Linked DNA regions of Homo sapiens: regions 1, 2 and 4 are each linked to region 3. A link is a contact called in ENCODE Hi-C or POLR2A ChIA-PET data. All regions are on one chromosome and are shown on one strand. Each heading gives the region's core, a stretch centred on a gene start or an enhancer-like site at or near the end of the contact. The rest is flanking DNA. Distances are from core to core; before and after follow the strand shown. Region 1 overlaps DUSP16 (dual specificity phosphatase 16). Region 2 overlaps BORCS5 (BLOC-1 related complex subunit 5). Region 3 holds the start of ETV6 (ETS variant transcription factor 6). Region 4 holds the start of LRP6 (LDL receptor related protein 6).

Evidence for each region. Hi-C counts contacts between places; a loop is a spot of excess contacts on that map. ChIA-PET counts read pairs that join two places held with the same protein, here RNA polymerase II (POLR2A). Pooled maps may share reads with other maps.
Region 1: a map of naive thymus-derived CD4-positive, alpha-beta T cell shows a loop between it and region 3 (13-fold over the local background). The contact joins the enhancer-like site here to the promoter of ETV6 in region 3. A Hi-C loop is called at or near these places in 1 of 168 maps with a recorded cell type or tissue (naive thymus-derived CD4-positive, alpha-beta T cell) and 5 of 50 pooled maps. POLR2A ChIA-PET finds 5 or more read pairs at or near these places in 2 of 52 experiments (A673 and T-cell).
Region 2: a loop to region 3 is called in a pooled map, with 5 times the contacts of the local background. The contact joins the enhancer-like site here to the promoter of ETV6 in region 3. A Hi-C loop is called at or near these places in 4 of 50 pooled maps.
Region 4: a map of gastrocnemius medialis shows a loop between it and region 3 (3-fold over the local background). The contact joins the promoter of LRP6 here to the promoter of ETV6 in region 3. A Hi-C loop is called at or near these places in 3 of 168 maps with a recorded cell type or tissue (gastrocnemius medialis, naive thymus-derived CD4-positive, alpha-beta T cell and posterior cingulate gyrus), 2 of 37 single-sample maps with no recorded cell type and 13 of 50 pooled maps. POLR2A ChIA-PET finds 5 or more read pairs at or near these places in 2 of 52 experiments (CD4-positive, alpha-beta T cell and MCF 10A).

Annotation. Positions count from the first base shown.
Region 1 is chr12:12,473,639-12,476,397 of GRCh38, reverse strand. It overlaps DUSP16 (dual specificity phosphatase 16), which reads left to right. Exons shown (of 7, transcript NM_030640.3): 7 at 1-2,759. Among named protein-coding and RNA genes, the nearest start is that of DUSP16, 88 kb to the left of the region's middle. Within about 2 kb of position 1,302, at least 7 of the 41 ENCODE cell types and tissues checked have a DNase peak (open chromatin) inside an H3K27ac peak, as active enhancers do.
Region 2 is chr12:12,442,176-12,445,010 of GRCh38, reverse strand. All of the region lies in intron 3 of BORCS5 (BLOC-1 related complex subunit 5), which reads right to left. Among named protein-coding and RNA genes, the nearest start is that of BORCS5, 87 kb to the right of the region's middle. Within about 2 kb of position 1,335, at least 18 of the 41 ENCODE cell types and tissues checked have a DNase peak (open chromatin) inside an H3K27ac peak, as active enhancers do.
Region 3 is chr12:11,648,417-11,651,116 of GRCh38, reverse strand. It overlaps ETV6 (ETS variant transcription factor 6), which reads right to left and starts at 1,443. Exons shown (of 8, transcript NM_001987.5): 1 at 957-1,443. The coding sequence starts at 989. RefSeq lists silencers at 1,091-1,250, 1,261-1,310, 1,521-1,730, 2,021-2,260 and an enhancer at 2,441-2,540.
Region 4 is chr12:12,265,778-12,268,477 of GRCh38, reverse strand. LRP6 (LDL receptor related protein 6) reads left to right here and starts at 1,434. Exons shown (of 23, transcript NM_002336.3): 1 at 1,434-1,797. The coding sequence starts at 1,743. RefSeq lists enhancers at 1,204-1,253, 791-1,427 and a silencer at 1,434-1,743.

The sequences.
Region 1 (2,759 bases), core at 53-2,552, 830 kb before region 3:
GACCCTGTTAGGGACAGAGCCTAGTGGTAAATCCAAGAGAAATGATCCTATCCAAAGCTGATTCACAAACCCACGCTCACCTGACAGCCGAGGGACACGAGCATCACTCTGCTGGACGGACCATTAGGGGCCTTGCCAAGGTCTACCTTAGAGCAAACCCAGTACCTCAGACAGGAAAGTCGGGGCTTTGACCACTACCATATCTGGTAGCCCATTTTCTAGGCATTGTGAATAGGTAGGTAGCTAGTCACACTTTTCAGACCAATTCAAACTGTCTATGCACAAAATTCCCGTGGGCCTAGATGGAGATAATTTTTTTTTCTTCTCAGCTTTATGAAGAGAAGGGAAACTGTCTAGGATTCAGCTGAACCACCAGGAACCTGGCAACATCACGATTTAAGCTAAGGTTGGGAGGCTAACGAGTCTACCTCCCTCTTTGTAAATCAAAGAATTGTTTAAAATGGGATTGTCAATCCTTTAAATAAAGATGAACTTGGTTTCAAGCCAAATGTGAATTTATTTGGGTTGGTAGCAGAGCAGCAGCACCTTCAAATTCTCAGCCAAAGCAGATGTTTTTGCCCTTTCTGCTTCACTGCATGGATACAGTTGGTAAAATGTAATAATATGGCAGAATTTTATAGGAAACTTCCTAGGGAGGTAAATTATGGGAAGATTAAGAAAGGTACAAATTGCTGAGGAGAAGCAGGAAACCTGTTTCCTTAGTGGCTTTTATCCCCTCGGCATGCGATGGGGCTGATGTTTCTATGATTGCCTCAGACTTTCACATTTACTAGTAGGGCTGAGAGAGGCTTTAGTGAGGAAGGAATATTCAGAATAAAACGGTTGAGAAAGCTGAGAAGACCATTGAGTTTTGATCAGTTGTGAATAGAGTGCAAAGCCATGGCCAAGCTGTTTTTGGAAACGCTGGCCGGCGTGTCTTCAGTGGAAAAAGCAAATCAAAATGGAGCGAGAGCAAAGGGGCGTCCTCAGTCCTCAACCTACAATCACTGTATGGAATCGGTCCTGGCAGCTGAACATAGGAGGTCACTGGAACAAGTGATAGTGCAGATTGGCTTTCAAACATCCTCCTGGCTTGAGTTTTATCAGCTACAATGTGGGTCCTCTTTTGAAGCCTTAATTCACAACAGCAGCTTTTTGGGGGTGGGGCTGGGCGGGTGTTGTCATTGTTCTTTCCCTTCCTGTAAGTGTCGCTAGTTGCTGCCTCGTATCTCAGGTTTTTCTCTGTTTTTGAGAAATGGACAGTTTTTTGACCAGGATGTGACTTCATGTTTCCTATGGTGACTTCTAAAACCAGCACAGAATGATATGACTCAACACAGACCGACTTGGTTATGGGGATGATGAGCCGCACAGACCTCACTAGTTGTGCACAAATAATGTGCTATGATGGGGTGTAAAGTGAAGGCAGAAGAGGGTCAGCCGCATTGTTATGATACTGGGAAAGTGCTGGTCAACGATTTGAGTTAGTTTTTAGATATACATTGAAATCTTTAATCAGACATTCTCAAGTTTCACACAGTAGTTTTTGATGTTATGTACACACACACCAAATGTGTAACAGTTCACCACTTCCAGAGTGTGGTCATGCCCAAAACATGTTTAAGAAAGGAAAGCAGTAGCTCCTTGCTAACGATGTTTCAGGAGGTTTGGGGGACTTGGTTTTAATGAGCTTCTGTCATTTAGGGCTTCTCTTGGCCATGGTCCCCCTTCCTTCTGGAACTGTGATGTAGTCACATCCTACAGCCTTTAGTGCTGGTTCACTAGTGTCAGATAATCAGTTCTTGGAATCGAGACTGCCGTGGCGAAGGGGTGGCCTCGGAGGCAGGCTCTGGAGCTGCTTGGATGTCTTTAGGTGGGGTGGTGGCTGGCTCTCTTCAGCATGTAATTGGGGAAACCCTCGCGTCTACTAGGGGTGATACAGATGGTGATTTTAAAGAGCAAAACTAGACTTCTATGTGAGAAGTGCTGGAAAATGATTTAGGACATGTGTAAAGTTAGATGGAAAGACTGTAAATGTTTAATATGAATATAGTGTTCTTTTGAAGTAAGGCCAGCTGTTGAACGGTTAAACTGTGCATTTCTCATTTTGATGTGTCATGTATGTTAATGTATGAAATGATTAAATAAAATCAAAACTGGTACCTGTTTATACATAAATACGAGAAAAGACCTATCTTTGCAGCCATAAACTCGGTGGGAACACCACCACTCAAGTTGCCAAAGGAGGCAGTGGTGAAACCTGTCCTGTTCTCACTTAAATGAGGATTTAGCTCAAAATAAAGTGGTGGTGTCATCAGGTTTATTCCGTGTTCTGTCATTCACATGGAACACCGGATGATTAGCTAACAGTTTAGTGCCAGCCTTCATTCTTTACTGTGTACGTTAAATGCACACTACAGTGAAAAAGCCTAAGACACTTGGTAAATATTTTCTAGCTGACTGATTCCAGAACACACAAGTACATGGTAGGAAAAAAAAGGCCAGCTACACACACATGGCCCATTTCGATATAACATGTAAATGATGTTACGATTCCTACAGGAAAAACAGGAAGGGCAATTGTTGAAGAGCTGTCCTTTGTCCTTGCCACATACATCTCAACAACCTCTCTGCTCATGACACTAGATTTGATGACTTATGAGACTAGAAACTTAGTCTCATCAGTTTCATAAAAATTAGGCATTGAAGGAATAAAGCTTCAGTGCAAACAGATGGAATATTGACTACAGAAAGAATCA
Region 2 (2,835 bases), core at 86-2,585, 790 kb before region 3:
CAGCTTTGAGTGTGGCCTAATATAAATTTGTAAGCTTTCTTAAAATATTATGAGTTTTTTTTGTTGTTGTTGTTTTTAAGCTCATTAGCTATCCTCAGCATTAATATGTTTATGTGTGGCCCAAGACAATTCTTCCAATGTGGCTGGGAAGCCAAAATATTGGACAACCCTGCTCTAAAATAAACAAACAGAATATTTAACACAGTTGAAATCATATTGAATATAAACTATTATAGCTTGATTTTTTTTTAACTTATTGTTAGATCTGTTCCTAATGTCACTTGGTTTTCATTGGCAGGAGGACTTAAACCAAGCAAAATTTACCATGGAACCTTGCATCAGGCCTTCTGAATCTCAAAGCTGGGCTGCAGATGCATTTTAGGAATCTAAGTTCGAAGATGACACAGATGTTCAAAATTTAGTGTACCCCTGGGCACACAATAGACTGTATTTCCCAGCCTCTTTGGAGTTAGCTGTGGCCATGTAATTGAGTTCTAGCCGAAGTCATAGGCAACACTCATAGGTTTGGCCCGTAAGAACCTCCTAACTGTGCTAGTCCACTCTTTTTTCCCTTTTGCCACTGGACACTATCAGCAAGGTGGTCTTTGGGGACGGCAGAGCCACAAGATAGAAGGAAACTGAGTCCCTGAACTCAATGGAGGAGAGTCACCTGCTAACCAGAAACACCCACCTTGAACAAGAGCAACAAATAAACTTCTGTTGCATTTGATCCATTACACATCTTTGAGTCTACTTACAGCTGTAGCCTAGCTTACTCTACCTAATGCAACCCTCATAACCTTTATTTTCTCTGATAGAATGAGAAAACTTATCAGTCCCTAGGATGAGATAATTGAAGAATATAAAGTTGTTCATTAAACAAGTATTTATTCAACATCTACTACATGCCAGGCATTGTTCTAGGCACTGCAGCAATGTTCAATTTGCTAAAATTCTTGTTTCTCTTCATTGGAAGTGATACAGGACAGGGAATATCTTTTCCCAGCCCTGGTTTCATTTCCATAACCCAGGAGCCCTCAATACTGGCTAGTTGGCTTAGAGACTACAGGTGCTCTGGGGTTCCTCACAAGAGAGGAGGCTGCATGGGACCTCTGACACTGCCCGCTCTGGTGGACTGGAAATGAGCAGGGGAGGGAGAAGAACAGGGGCTCTAGAACCTGGCACTGGGAAAGCTGGCAGAGCCAGCTGTCTGAGGGCATGTCTAGGGCAGGCAAACTGGGGGGAAATGGGGCTGCTGTTCACACATGCTCATATGTCATTGTCCAAAAGCGGAATGGAGTTAAATCTCAGAGCAGTCAAATAACCGGGCTCTGCTCATGCCTTGCCAAAAAACACAAGCCTACATTTCCAACAGGCAAGTAATAAACTAGATTCGGCCCTCTTCCAGGATTTCTGGCTTTTGGCAGGACAGTGCTGGTGCAAAGGAAGTGTGGGGCCAGGCCCAAGGAAGCCCTGTGCAGCATACCTTACAGTCCGCCGAACCAGAAGCAGCCCACTCCCCCACCTGGATTTCCTGCCACCCAGGGGACCAGTTGTATTTCTTACAGAAAAGAAAGGTTGCCCAAAGGACAAGAAGGGGGGAAACTATAATTACACTGTAAGGTTTCAACCTGGAATTGATGCCAGAGTAACTTGTGACATTCTATGGGAACATAAAATTTTCTTGAAATGTCTTGCCTCAGGATTTCAGCAAAAAGAAGCCGACATCTCAATGTTCTTGTCAAAATTTGCAGCTTTGCAATAGGTACTCCCAACTCATTTTATAATTTCAGGTCAAGAAAGAAGCAACTGAAGCCAAAATATATTTAAAAGCGGCCACAGGACTCTAACAATGTTGTCATTTAAAGGAGATTCGGTTCACAGTGTCAGGGCGATAGCAACAGTTTCACCTGGCCAACAGCTCACGCTAACCAGGCTTTTAACCAAAGGAGCTCAAAGTGAATGCTAATGCCAGTTCAGACAGTGATGCTCTGTGCAACACTCGGAACTACTCATTTAATCTGGATCAGTCTCTCTCCCTGGGAGGACACACAGTACAGGAAGTCAGGTCAAATACTTGGAAAATGACTCCAGCTGGGTCTTAAACATTACGGTACCGATGACAGAAAGAAATCCCTGCCCAGCCCTGTGTGCAGGCCCATGAATGGCAACTCTCGTGCATTCCTTCAAACACCAGTTGAGGACCTACCATGTAAAAAAAGGAATAACCAAAAATGAAATGAAGGACTCCAAAGAGGCAGAACATAAGTAGTATGGTGCAGTGGAAAAGATGACTCACCTTCTAATACCATCTTAGTCATTATCTAATGGAAAGATACCCAGCAAATCCCATATACACTCGAAGATCCTTGGTTTCTTTATTTGCACAATGAAAGGGCTAAATTAGAGAAACCTTAGGGCCTCTTCATAATCCTGTGTAATCATATGGCTTTCCAAGGATTGCAAGTTTTTCTTACCAGTTCATCTGAACCCCCTCCATGCTTCATACTGGTTTATGTCAATACACTATGCTTATCAACACATCTAAGAATTAAAACAGGAGTTACTAGAATCATATCATGAATGTACTCTCAAGGCCTTCAAGCAAGCACACAGGAACTGTAACAAAATAAAGCTTGTGGCTTTATCTTAGTTACAAAGGCGTTCTAATCTATGACACATTTACCCACTGACAGCAACTAGAATGAGGCAGAAATAAGACCCAGGGCAGTGACAAGAGAAGCTCCAAAAGTCTGTGCTGCAACTTGTTCTAATCTATGAACACATTTACCCACTGACAGCAACTAGAATGAGGCAGAAGTAAGACCCAGGGAA
Region 3 (2,700 bases), core at 194-2,693:
ATGGGAAAAATAACACGGGTAGATGGATAAATCATCCTGCCTCCCAATGGTGGCAAACTTTACAACAACTTTTTAGAAGCAACAAACCGCAGCACCACAGTCTTTACAGATATATAGACATGCATACACACAACTACTGGGTAGCCCAGCAGTGTGTTTACAAACATCTACCGCCCTGCATTTACAGAGTGCTGCTTAGATAGCCTCTCTGCACTGTCAAACACAGAAGGTCATTTTGCCTGGTTGCTTAGTTCTTCCTCTCCCTCCATCACAGGAGTTTTCTACTTTGGGATTGCTCAACTTTCATATGGATCGGAGTAAAATAACTATTCAGCAACTTTATTCACCTTGGTTTTAAAAAAAAATTCATTGTGCAATGCCTAGGAAAAGCTGACACCAGGACTGTCTCTCCGACAGCGCTTGCAATTACAATCAGACGAGGGGGAAAAAAATCCTGTCTGATCAGACCCAGAGAGTCCTTTAAAAAAATAAAAAGATTCTATCGCAGTGGAAACTGAACAACTTTTTTTCTAAGACGACCACCCCTCGGGAACAAAAGTTATATTTCAGTCACATGTTGGGTGTAGGAATAGGGAGCAGGTTTTTTTTTTTTGTTTTTTGTTTTTTTTTTTTTTAAGCGCACTAATTACGGGGGTGTTTTACGGTTCTGGAGACAATCCGGGTTGCTCTGACCAATTGTGACCGGCATTTCATTGTCAAAAAGCAAGGGGGTGGGGGCCGAGGAGCCGGCAGGGGCTCGGCGGTGGGGGGGAGTAGCAAGGTTACGCTAAAGGGTACAGCAGCCACCGCGAGCTGCATCTCTTTCCCTCTCGCCCCAAATAATTTCCTGCGAACAGAGCAACTGCAACAGCCTGCTCTGAGGAGCCCAGCACGACTGCCCTGGCCGGTGCAGCTCAGGGTTTCCACCACGTAGAAGGAGGGGAGAAGATTTTTACCTTAATGCTACACTGAGCAGGAGTCTCAGACATGTCTCACAGCGAGAGAGATCAGGAAGTTCTCAGGTTTTTTCCACTTTCCTTTCCTCTCCCCAACCCAGAAAGGCTCCACGGCCAGCCAGACGCGGTCATTTAAGAAGTTTCTTCCAGCATCTCTCCCGGCAGCCGCCCCGGGGGTCTGGAGCGCGCGGGGCGGGGCGGGGCGGCCGGCGGAGTTGGGCGCGCGGGGCGGCGGGGGCGTGGGAGACGGGCCCGAGCGCGGCGGCGGGGTCTGCAGGTCGCGGCGCGGCGCGGGGACCCGGGACGCAGCCCGGCCGGCCTCCCGGTCTCTCCTCCCACCCGCAGCCGGCGCCCCCGCCCCCCGCCCTCCCGCGGCTCTCCCTCGCTCTCTCGAATGTTTTCCTTCCTGGAAGAGAGAAACTGAAAGGCAGAACTGAGAAAGCTCTTTGCTCATTGATCTTGAGAGTTTCAGTGCAGAAACTGACGTGAATTCCCAGCACTGAGCTCTGCCTCTTAAAGGAGCCACCAGGAAATAAAAGCTCGGGTTACAGCCCGGCATCGGGGAAATAAAAGCTGCGCGGGGGAGGGGCGGCCGCGGGGGCGCGGGCGGAGGAAACCCGGGTAGCGGGGCCGCGTGGGGCCGCGGCTGCGAGCGGGGCGAGCGGCGCAGCCCCCCAGGCCGGCCCCCGGTGCGGGCGCCCGCCCTCCACGCCGCGAGACCTCCCGCTGGCCGAGCCAATTTCCGGGCTTAAGGAAGACACCTTTAAAAAACGTTACATTGTGGCCCCAGACACCACAAAACAGGTTTTATTAAACTCCTCCCACCTCCCCTGGCTCCGTCTCTTGGATACATCGATGTGCACAAGGGTTTTGAAACGTTTCACTAAGCGCAGATGCAACGAAAGTAATTATCTATGAAGGGCCATTCCGGTTAGGACGCGGAATCCGAAGGAGGAAATAAAACAATAGCCTTTGTTCTGCTTCTCGACCGCTGCCTCTTTAAGAGAATCCACCAGGAAATGGGAGATCGGGTTACAGCCTGCACACGGGGAAATGTGGGGAGAGCGGGCGCCCGAGCGCGACGCCGGAGACAAAGCCGGGGCGGCCGCGCCGCAGACGCTGGGGGACCGTCGGGCGGGGGGATTCCCGGGGAAGGTGGGCGCCCCGGAAAGAGGTGGCGCCACGCGCCCGCTCGGGGATGCGGCGGCCGCGGGCGCTTCCCGAGCCGAGCACGCGCTCCGGGAAGGGAAGGCTGCAGGGCAGTTATCAAAGGCAGCTGAGTTCCTTTTCCTGACCTCCCCCTCCTGTTTCGAAATCCACTGCCCTTTTAAAGAAATAGCGGCCGCTACCAACCGAAATAGGTGACTCGACTACAAAGTTGGCAGGACGTGTTCCTGCAGATAATACCCCTCCCCAGGACCGCTTCTCTGAAACCGTCATTGGCCGGTTGATTGGATGGCCCTGGGATCCTGCAGGGGGAGGAATATTTGGTTGGAAAAGCAGTTGAGGGGGGTTAAGGCCGTTGGGGCTGAAGGGTCTAGCCCTGAGCACAAGTGATCTGATCACTCTATTATTTTTATTATTATTTACACTCTCTTAAAGTGTCCACCACAAAAAACTGAGAACATTATCATTATACTTAAATTCTAACCTTGTTAGCACATATTGGGGGTTTAATATGTGGATGTGTAATGTAAAAGGAAATTTGTTATAATTTCTTAATAGAGTAATATATTAAATATGG
Region 4 (2,700 bases), core at 185-2,684, 620 kb before region 3:
GCCCAGTTTCCTGCTTTGAGGAAGCCAGAATACAAAACTCACTTGGTTCTTAGAAGCAGGTCATTTAAATAAACGGTGACTAGACCTCAGGTGAATTTGGGAGAAAGTGATTTGGCTGTTTCTGCTGTCCATCTACTTACAAACCTGCAGCACCTTTGGTTCAGCGCGCATTTCTTGGAAGGAGCGGAGTGGCTTAAGTCAGAGACCTGGATTGGGCTGAGGTACTGCTATTCATTACTTGAGTGGCCCTGGGTAAGTCATTAACCTCTCAGGTTCTCATTTTGCTCCTCTGTGCAATAAAGAATAAGTAACAAAACCTGCCTTTCCCCAGGGTAGTTTTGAGTGTCAAATATGATAACTTGTGTTCAAGCACTAGTGAACTCCAATGTCACTGAGGTACTTGTTAACATTGTGGTAGCAGCTCCACTTTCTTGCCCATCTGCCTCCAGGTAAGGGCGTGTGACAGCTGGGCAGGATGCATCTGATGGCTCCATTAGGGTTAACTGTTGGAGCGCCTCTGCCCAGACGAAAGCCTGGCAGGTGATTTCAGGGGGCGTCTGGGCCATTACTCCTGAATGCCCAATGCACTGGGAGTAGCAGAGGCTGTGCACAGTCTGAGATTCTAGGGAATCTTTTCCTTCTCAAGCTGAGAATTGATAATCGAAGCATGCCAAACATTCGTTATTATATGCAACTTGTAAAATCCTAAATAGTCTTGTCCAATTGTCCCTTTGCTCTTAGGTTTTGAGGCATTTATCTTGGAATTTTATCTGCCAGTTTAGAAATCTTTAGCTGGTCGGGCTTAATTCTGGGGGCAGTTTGTATTTCTGGGAAGGCGGGAGAAAAATGACAATCTCAGTTTTGAATTGGCGTTTTAATATCGTTCACCAGATCCACGCTGAAAGCCGGTGTAAACAGCGTTCAAAAATTCCGCCCTCCCAAAAAAAGGATGCTGAAACCGATTTCCAACCCCGAAGACGGAGCTCATCACCCCGCAACGGGATCCGCCGTGGCTCCCCGCGCGTGCACCGCGGCTGGGCAGTCTCAGGTGGCTGGGGGCGCGAGACCGGAGCCCCACCTGGCCCTGCCGGCGGCGGCCGCACAAAGAGCGGGGCAGACGGCTGCCCGGCCGAGCCGCAGAAAGTAGTCCCGACCACGCCGGCTCCAATGTTGTTCAACGCCGCCTCACGCCCTCCGCGGGGAGGGCCGAAGCGGCCGGTCCGGGAAAGAATCCCGCTGGAATGCGCCACCGGGAGGAGGCTTTCCCTCCCAGTTCGCCTCTGCTAGCCCAGAACCTCTCCCAGGGTCTCAGGCAGAGGCTGTGCGTGCGGTTGCCGACTCCCTTCCCTGGCCGTACAGGAGGCAGTACCGGGAGAAGGGGCTCGTTGCGCGCAGGGACACGGTCGCGGCGACCCTAGGAGGCGGTGCCGACCGTATCCCTGCGCCGCTGCGCGAGGCAGAGGCTGAATGAGGAGCTGCGCGGGGGAAGCGGGGCGCCGGGGGAGGAGGCGGCGGGATGGAAGCAGACGCTGGCGTCGCGCGAGCCCGGGGCCGAGCGGCGCGGTAGAGAGGGCGGCGGCGGCGCGCGCGGAACCTTGACGTGCCCCTTTCTTTCTTCTCTCGCTGGGAAGCTGGGAAGTATGAGCGTGCAGCCCTGCCGCTGCGGCGGCCGCCCCGGCTCCTCGCCTCCCCCACTTCTGGCCACCCCTCGCCGGTGAGAGAAGAGAACGCGAGAAGGGAAGATGGGGGCCGTCCTGAGGAGCCTCCTGGCCTGCAGCTTCTGTGTGCTCCTGAGAGGTGGGAAGAGTGGGGGCACTGGAAAGTTGGTGGGGTTCGGGGGGAGGTGGCCTTGTTGTATGTGTCTAGGGGGAGGGGAGGGACGGAGGAAGGGAGAAGGGGAGAGGAGCGGGGAGAGGCCTGGTCGTGGGGAGGGGGAGAGAAAGGGGCCCGGGAGCAGGGGCTGCGTGCACCGCCCGGCCACAATGCGGACCTGGCCTGGCTTCCCAGACCTTCCCCGGACACATCGGAGCTTCGATCCCGGCTGCTGGTCTTAGGGAACCCTTGGCACCCCATGCTGTCGGGATGACTGAGTGTCTGTGTGCCTCTCTCTGCCTGGGGTCTTCCAGGGAAAAGGGTCTTTGTACGTATTTTGGCTTTTAAAATGTTTGAGTCCGAGATGCTTTAAGGTTGGCCTTATCCATCGAAGCCCCGCCACCCACTCCCCACCCCGTTTCGGTGTTTCTTAGGTGAACTTTTAAAGCCCTCTTGCTATTTTTTCCAGGCCTTGTTACAGGTAATGATTGGCTTCCGTTTGGGATATAATGACCCTGGGTGAGAGCGCAGTTGGAAAGTGACTCCGGGGTTATAGGTCGAGCGTTTCAGCATTGGGAGCCTTCTGAGCTTCAGCCCATAATAAAATAAAACATTGCCCTTGTAACCTCTGGTATTCACGGCTTGCCCCTATTTTCGGAGTATGCAAGTGTACAGTTGGCACTAAGTAGGGAAATTCATCCTCGTGTGAAGAGGAGCCGGTCCTGGGACCAAAATGATAATTTGCTCTGCACCCCTGGGGACTGCTTGGCACTTTGGTAAATTGCATAGGCTGTTCGAGATAATTTGCTCTGGGAATCGCTTGAATTCGATGGCACTATGATGTTTTGAATTGGACTGCAAAGCTGACACATGCTCTGTGACTTTTGT